Linked DNA regions of Homo sapiens: region 1 is linked to region 2. The links are chromatin loops, found by intact Hi-C in ENCODE. Cell type or tissue: K562. All regions are shown on one strand. Each heading gives the region's core, and the rest is flanking DNA. Links, peaks and the distances in the headings are about the cores only.

Region 1 (4,393 bases), core at 209-4,208, 480 kb before region 2:
TGAGGAGGGATTCAAAGCTTCACCAGGCTGCCTTAACGAGGAAGAGAGGGGCTGCTCTACTGGCATAACCTTGAACAATGCTCCCAACCAGCCAGTGTGGGGGCAGGGCTGGAAGGACCTAGGTTGGCCTGCATACATTTTGGGGGTGCAGATCCCTTTGTTCAAAAAAAGTTTTTCAGGGGCTGGGCGCGGTGGCTCACACCTGTAATCCCAGCACTTTGGGAGGCTGAGGCAGGTGGATCACTTGAGGTCTGGAGTTTGAGACTAGCCTGGCCAACATGGTGAAACCCCATCCCTACTAAAAATACAAAATTTTGCCGGGCCTGGTGGCATACACCTGTAGTCCCAGCTACTCAGGAGGCTGAAGCAGGAGAATCACTTGAACCTGGGAGGCAGAGATTGCAGTGAGCCAAGATCGCAGCACTGCACTCCAGCCTGGGTGACAGAGTGAGACTCCGTTTCCAAAAAAAAAAAAAAAAAAAAAAAAAAGAGTGTTTCAGGAAGGCCAGCGTGACATCATATAAAGGTGGGACTGCTCTGGTAGAATTTGGGGGCAGGGGGTCCTTGGAGCTTCCTTACCCTGCCTACCGAGCCCTTTCATTAGATGCCGTCCTGCTCTTCCCCGCTTCCAAAAAAGCTCCATGGACTTCCTCAGTTTCCACAGAGCACATTTGCAAATCATGGACCTAATGCAGCCCCTGTCCAGGACCACCTCGTTGGTGGCATAACTTCCTATACAGCCCTGCCCATCGGAAGTCCAGGATGCCCTGGTTCTAGGCCCACAAGGCCTCAAGCTTGACTGTAGGCAGATCTGGGGTAGAATTTGGGGGATGTCATTTATGATCCCAGAATGAGTCCTCCCATGCATTCCTGAAAAAGACCAGGAGAAGGCTGGGCGCAGTGGCTCATGCCTATAATCCCAGCACTTTGGGAGGCCAAGGCAGGCAGATCACAAGGTCAGGAGATCAAGACCATCCTGCCCAACAGGGTGAAACCCCATCTCTACTAAAAATACAAAAGTTAGCCAGGCGTGGTGGTGGGCGCCTGTAGTCCCAGCTACTCAGGAGGCTGAGGCAGGACAATCACTTGAACCAGGGAGGCGGAGGTTGCAATAAACCGAGATTGCACCACTGTACTCCAGCCTGGGCGAAAAGAGCAAAAACTCCATCTCGAAAAAAGAAAAAGACCAGGAGAGAGAGGGGTTCCTAGCCCAGAGGGCTCTCACCAGCAGCTCAGGAGTTAAAAACATGGGCTTAGAAAGCTCTAAGTTCAAATACTTTTCCACCGCTTACTAGTGGTGTGTGCCGTCCAGCCTCCACTTTCACCTGGTAATTAGGAATAATACAATTTCCCACATTTAAAGGTTGTTTTGAGTTAAACGAAAAAATGCATGTAAAGAGCTTAGCCTGACCCAGCAAATGCTCAGTAAGTGGCTGTTGCTACCTGAGCCCTTTCTCTGGGGAAGATGTTTGCACCTGCCACAGCCTCTGCCCTCCTCATCCTTTCCCTCTAAGGCATCTCCCCATTGGAGACCACCTCCAGGCTTGTTTTCACCGTCCAGGCCTGGAACTCTTAGTCCTTCCAATCCTTTCCAAACATGTCACTTGGCATTCTCAGGGTGTTTTGGTAGCAGCAGCCACAGCTCACCCAGACGGCACACACTGTAGCTATTATCTAATCATCTAATAATTAGCTTGACATTTATAAAGGGCCTTGAGGGATAACTGCTTGGGGTAACTGCTGTTTTCAAATGCGATGGTACCGTAATTTTGCACCTGTGCCAGGCAAAATGTGAGCAAGAGGGAACAGTGACCCAAGCCTCTGCCTGCCCTCAATTGTCCTTAGTGTGTTTAAGTGGAAGCAGATTTACCCAGAAGCTAACAAAGCATAAGCGTCAAGACCCCTTACCTGCACGGTCCTGTGTTTTCTGTAAAGTTTGCAAAAGTAGCATACGTTTGCTTTTTTTTTTTTTTTTTTCTTAAAGAGGCACTTCAAAATTGTATGAGCTGCAGGTGCTACAAAACCTAACCCACTCCTGGGTTTAAATCAGAGCTGTCTCTTGGATCAGTCCTGCCTGGAAGCCTACTTTTCCTATTGTTGCCATCAAGAACTGGCAAATGGGTTTGGGGCAGAAGGTTAAGGAGGGGGCTGCACTGTGGGCTAAACATGGTGATTTGCTGGATCAGAATGGAGCCCCAGACTTTCCAGCATTAGGGATTCAGAGATCCCTGTTCTGCCACCTGCTGGCTGGAAGACTTGGGTGCCGCCACACAATCTCAGCCCAGGAGTCCTCCTCAGTAAACTGCCATTTAGAAGCCTGACCTGCCTACAGCACAGCCAGAGGTTACTATGAAGAGCAAACAAGCTCTCTGTCAATATGCTGAAGTGGCTGTTTGGTGGTGACTGCAAAAACACACAAAACATTGAGTTAGGACTTAAAAGGCCGGCAATAAACTCCCTCCCCAGCCCATGGCAAGTAAGTCATGCATGGAATGAGGTACATAGCTTGCATGTGCCTTACTCGACTAAGAAATAAAATAGGGAAAATACTCCCTAGCCCTTGTTAGTAGGAGCACAGGTTGTGAGAAGCGAAAGCAGTCATCTGCCTGGACACCTGGGGGGCCACAGTCTTCCCACTTCTACAGCCTCAGGCCTTTGGGAGTAGCCCCCAGGACAGATGACCAGGGAAAGGATATGGCTTTGGCCAGGACACGGAAGAGAGAGGTGAGAGTAGATAAAAGCTTCCACTGCAACAAGGGCAGGCTCTCATTATTGCTGTTAGTGGCCCCACCTCCCAGCTGGGCTCAGACCCCAATGCCCTCTGATACCTTCCCTTCTGGTTTCCCCACATCTGATTAGTTAAGTCCTAAAATCCCCACCCTCAGTATCTGTTGCTTCATCCCCTCCCTACTATTCCTACAGGCCATCTTCTATTTCTGTTCTGGACTATAGCAACAGACATCTAACACAGGGCTTCCAACAAATGGGATACAGGTATGCTAGGGTTTTATCTCCTTGGCCCTGGACACAACCAGATCAGGCTTGGGGAAGCTGGGGCCTCTGGACTAGCATCTTGCAGCCCCAGGAAGCCTCCTTTGGTACTCCCAATGCACATTGCACTCCCAATGCAAATGTCATCATTTTTATATTGCCTCTATGTGGAAAATTTGGGGAATGCTGACCTCCCAAGTGCCCCTTTCTGCCCACTCAGACGCATCCTGGGCACTGTGGCCAGGTTGATTTCCATGGAGTCCAACTATAATAGTGCAGTTCACCTTCAGAATGGCAAGATTCTGCATGGAATGACGGTTGCAGCAAGCCACACCTGGCCACAAGATCAGGTGAAAAGACCCAATGCCAGAGTCCTTCTCACAGCGTGGTCCTGTGAGTTGCAATGTGTGGAGAAACATAGTCTGGGAGCACAGCAGACTACACTCCTTCTCTTAGGTTGTGGTTCTCAGATTCTATGGTGTACATGCATCACCTGCTACACTTGTGAGAAATGCAGATTCCAGGGCCTCCTCCCTTCCCCCTCCCCACTCCCCAGCCCCTCACCAAAATTATAAACCAGGGGGTTTGCAACTAGTCCAAGAAATTTACATTTTTGAGAAGCATGCTGACTATGAATGCAGGTGTTGCACAAACCCTACTTTGGGAAACAGTGCCCCAGTGACCACAGCTAATTGCAGATTTCACCCAGTCAGCCCAAAAGATGAAACACCGCATATGGACAGGAATTAGCAGTAAAAAACTGTGTTTCAGCCTAAAACTTGAAACCAAATACGTCACTTGGAATAATTCCATAAGAATAAGAGATCATTAAAATACGGAAAGTGGTTGAAAGGAAGACCATCTGTGCAAACCAAAGCAGTTTCGAGGAACCAAAATAAGTTACTCAGACCCGAGAACATTCTCCCAGAAGGGCAAACCACATGAAAAATACAAAATGTAATCCTAAAGAAAAAGGAAAGTCTTGAGATTCTGGAAATAAATTATTTATAATCTATAACCAAAGCAGCCCATTGGGCAGAAAAATACAGCAAACTGCTCTCTACAGTGTGAGCAGATGGAAGACATTGAATACGCACATGACCAAATATGAATGGCACGAGTTCCTTCAGGGGGTTCCCAAAGTGGAGTGAACTTCATCAATGGCATTATCATCTGCGGTGGGGGAGATGCTTCAGCAACAATTCCAGCAGCTCCGGGACCTGTCCTGTCATTCAGCTGGGTGGTTCTACAGGCTGTCACTACCTGTTCTGATTCCCAGATGGAGGCATGGTCGGCTCACAAGAATACCATGAATGTATCAGGCAAGTGGCACTGAACATCTGAAATCCAGACTGACTTGAAAAATAGAGATTGCACGTTCACCATAATGTTGTGGGATGTT
Region 2 (4,393 bases), core at 155-4,154:
AGCACACAGGTTGGTGTCTTCAAAAAGGCCAAGCAGATAGGCCTCACTTCCCGCAAAACACCAATAGCTGTGTTCTGGAAGCACGATCTGTTTTGAAGTTCTGAGCAGTTTCTCGCACCAGACTCTGGAAGGAGAGTTTGCGAATCTGAAGCTCAGTGAACTTCTGAAAATGTCCAAGTTTGTGCATTGCCACAGTGGCAGGCCTGAAAGCACCCCTCCGGGATAGTCCTAGAGGTTTGGCCAAAGCAATAAAACTAGAAAAATAAAGAAGGACCATAAAGGTAGATGGATATTTCAGGGTTATGCTAAGAATCAGAGTAGGCCAGGTACAGTGGCTCACACCTGTAATCCCAGTACTTTGGAGGCCAAGGCAGGATTGTTTGAGCCCAGGAGTTTGAGACCAGCCTGGGAAACATACTGAGACCCTGTCTCTACAAAAAAATTTTAAAAATTAGCCAGGCATAGTGGCACATGCTTGTAGTCCCAGCTACTCAGGAGGCTGAAGTAGGAGGATTGCTTGAGCGTGGGAGATCGAGGCTGCAGTGAGCTGTGACTGTGCCACCGCACTCTAGCCTGACAGAGTGAGACTTCGTCTCAAAAATAAATAAGATCCAGAAATAACTAAGCCATTTTTAATAGAAAGAGAGAGAGAGGAAGAAGAAGAGAGGAGAGGAGAAGAGAGGAGAGGAGAGGAGAGAAGAGGGACAGGGCGGGGCAGAGCGGAGAGGAGAGGAGAAGAGAGGAGAAGAGAGGAGAGGAGAGGAGAGGAGAGGAGAGGAGAGGAGAGGAGAGAGACAGGTGACCTTACCACAAAGCCATGGTAGTAAAGGATGTGGTATTGGTACAGAAACAAGCAAATCATACAGAACAAACTAAAGAGCTCAAAAATATAAAACCCATTTTTCAATATGAAAACTTGACTTATGATAGAGGTAGCACCCCAAAACAGTAAGAAAAACATGAACTTGGGGACTGGTGGTGGGCTCTAACTAGCTCACTCTATGGAGAAAAATAAAGCTGTATCTCAACTTTATTATATCATAGTCAACTTTATATCATATTCTAAACTCCAGATGGAAATGTGGAATATCTTTGTGAACTCAGGGTGGGAAAACACAAGCCATATTTCTCTTTAGTGAAATTTACAGATAGCTGAGTGACAGTTGGGGAGAATATATTTGCAAACAACAAGAGATGTACACCTAGATTATACAGAGAGCTCTTGCAAACCAACGGGAAAAAGAGAACAATATGTGGGGGAATGGGAACACAAACTGGAAATGATAGGAAAATGAAATAAAACAAGAGAAGGCCTTTGCACAGCTTGACAATGGCAATGTACTGTAAATTGAGAAGGGAAACAGATGCAGAGAAAGGGTCATGGGCTGGAAAATAGCAGATTGACTCCTGGAGTCTTGGATTGCTGATATTCCAATCTTGTGCATGTTCCAGAGTTTTCTTGCTGCCTCTGGGTCCTGGAGGCATCCTCCTGGGGGAAGCCTCTTCTTCAGATGCACCCTGCTGTTGATACATCCTGCCTGAAAGGAGCCTTTGCAGCAGTCCTCACTGGCTCCCTTCTGCTTTCTTAGGCTTTGCTCTCAATGGTTTTCCTGCACTAACTTCCAGACCTCTACGGGCTTGGAAAGGATGTAAGCGGCTAGAATGGCAGGCTTCTGCTCCCTGCTGGCCACTCATGAGCATTACCCTGACAGCTAATCCAGCCATCAAATTCCACCAAATCTGTTTCTTCTTTGAGATCATTTTCTTTCCTGAAGATACATATTCTAAGGATTTTTTTCAGCTCTTACTGTATCTGAACAAAATAAAAATTATGATATTATACTATAAACATCAGACTACAAATCAAGAAACCTGGACTTGAAGCACGTGTCTTTTGTGGGATATTGGGCAAATCTTTCAGCTTCTTTATGCATATTTCCTTATTTGTAAAGTACGTATAATATAATTCTACACATTTTTGAGGGATAGGGTGTATTTGAGAGTGTCACAGAGCTGCGACTGAGGAAATTCCCAGTTAATATTCATTGATATTCATGGCTTTGCAGCGTTGCCACTGTCATTATTCCTCTGCTTATAGGAGACCTGAATTCAGTTCACATATTTCAAAGAACTGTAGAATTGAAAGGTACTTAAAGGCAGTCACAAAGTGGTTTTAAGAGGTTCCTTATAAGGCACATTAAAAGTAGCCAACACCCTTTCCATTGCTTAAATACTCCTGCCCCAAAACCTTACAAAAGGCCTCTGGTGGGAAATTCATTATCTCAAAAAGCAGCCCATTCCCTCATTGGTCAGCTGTGCCTGGGAGCAAGCTCCCTCTCCCTAGTAGGAGAGAACTCCACTTGACAACACCTGCTGAGCCCCAGAATTGAGGTGAAGGGGCAGGTTTGGGTCATATGCTATTTTCTGCCAAAATTCACTGGCTTTACTCATCCGTGGATTCATTTGGACTGGGGACTGCATGATTTTGCATTTATTAAAATATCTCATTCATGAATTCCCCAACACTGGAGTTTCTCTGGGAGAAACAGTCTCCTACCTTACCATGCAGGTGTTCTTGCACACCCTCTTGGCCACTCATGCTCAGTATGAAGTCCCGCCCAGCTGATTGACACCTGCAAGGTAATTGGGGGGCAAGTAAGCCAGGCTGGCATAAAGATTTAGTGAAGGGACCAGCGTAGTGGCTCACACCTGTAATCCCAGCACTTTGGGAGGCCGAGGCGGGCAGGTTGCTTGAGGTCAGGAGTTCAAGACCGGCCTGGCCCACGTGGCGAAACCCCATCTCTACTAAAAATACAAAAATTAGCCGGGTGTGATAGCAGGTGCCTGTAATCCCAGCCTCTTGGGAGGCTGAGGCAGGAGAATTGCTTCAACCCGGGAGCCAGAGGTTGCAGTGAGCCAAGATCACACCACTGCACTGCAGCCTGGGTGACAGAGCAAAACCTTGTTTCAAATAAGTAAATAAATAAATAAATAAATAAATAAATAAATAAATAAATAAATATATAAGTGAAGGGACCAGCTGAGGGCATCTGGCAGGAAGAGCACAAAAAGCAGGCAGCTGGAGTGCATGCAGACAGGGAGGAGGAGGCTGACTTTAGCTACCTGACACTTTTGGTGGAGGAGCTGCTGAAAATCATTTCACAATTTAGCCTTTGCCACTTGAGGGCCAGGTTTTGCATTCCTACATTAAGAAATCGCCCAGCCTGGAAGGCTCCATCTCTCAGCTGCTCACGGCCCTGCCCATTCTCTCCAGAGCTCAAATCTGAGAGCTGAGGTTCTGCCCTGCACTCATTGTGTTCCTGTTTAATCCACGTTCTGTACCCTCTGGAGGAAGTGAGAGGAAGAGCAATGATGGGGGAGATATGGGCAGGTTCCCCCACTCCCTCCTCTCCTTTTATTTGTATTTATAGAGGCAACATTTCCCTGTTTCACTATTTGTGGGGCCTCTAGATAGAATTAATTCTGCTTTTTAAAATCTCCCCTGCTAGACTGTGCATACCCTGAAGGCAGAAGCTGCGGCTGATCTGCTCATATCTCAGGAGCCCACATAGTGCCTGGTATATGACAAGCACTCAAAAATGCGTGTGGAATTTAAATGTATAGCGAGGCATCGGAATGGTTTCAAGTTAGCAATTTGACATCATTTAGTCTAGTGGTATTGAAACCTGAGTGTACATTAGAATCATTTTCAGAGCTTTTAAAAAATATTAGTGCCTGAGTCCCTCCTCAGGCCAATTAGGTCTGAATCCCTGAGAGTCACTTTTTGATGGTTAAAGACCCAGAAAGGGCTCATCGCTTATGGCATGATGCAGTGAATCATTTTAGAAAATGGACATTGCTTTCTAATACACAATATTTATCCATCTTATTATGTTTGAGTTATCATAGAATGCATTTTAAGTTGTGTTCACATGAGCAAAACACATAGAAAAATTTTTATAAAAGTAACTGGGAGGTGGGAGGCCGGGTGTGGTGGCTTACATCTGTAATCCCAGCATTTTGGGAGGCTGAGGAGGGTGGATCACTTGAGGTCAGGAGTTCGAGACGAACCTGGCCAATGTGGCAAAACCCCATCTCTACTAAAAAATACAAAAATTAGCCTGACATGGTGGCACACGCCTGTAGTCCCAGCTCCTTAGGAGGTTGAGGCAGGAGAATCACTTGAATCCAGGAGGTTGCAGTGAGCCAAGATAACATTACTACACTATAGCCTGGGTGACAGAATGAAACTCTGACTCAAAAAAAAAAAAAAAAAAGCAACTGGGACCTATGGAAAGAAAAAGGTAATTTTCACTGGGTATACAGAGGCTTGCCCATTCATGGGATGGCAAAAGGTTCAGCATAAGATCATAATAGTTGAGCCAAATGCTAT

The links. Peaks named below come from ENCODE experiments on the same cell type or tissue, not always from the same donor. Only the 100,000 strongest peaks of a DNase experiment are listed, where the experiment ranks them.
Region 1: it touches region 2 in a loop (2.8-fold over the local background); 12 of 110 quality-filtered maps call a loop at or near these places.

The regions. Positions count from the first base shown.
Region 1 is chr2:30,684,101-30,688,493 of GRCh38, reverse strand. No RefSeq gene overlaps it. Among named protein-coding and RNA genes, the nearest start is that of CAPN13, 120 kb to the left of the region's middle. In K562, for the core only: a CTCF peak has its summit at 2,248 (motif pointing left); a DNase peak (open chromatin) is centred at 2,243; H3K27me3 peaks cover 2,532 bases.
Region 2 is chr2:30,205,843-30,210,235 of GRCh38, reverse strand. It overlaps the pseudogene H3P5. Among named protein-coding and RNA genes, the nearest start is that of SNORA10B, 21 kb to the right of the region's middle. RefSeq lists a silencer at 1,404-1,628. In K562, for the core only: a CTCF peak has its summit at 1,677 (motif pointing left); a DNase peak (open chromatin) is centred at 1,665.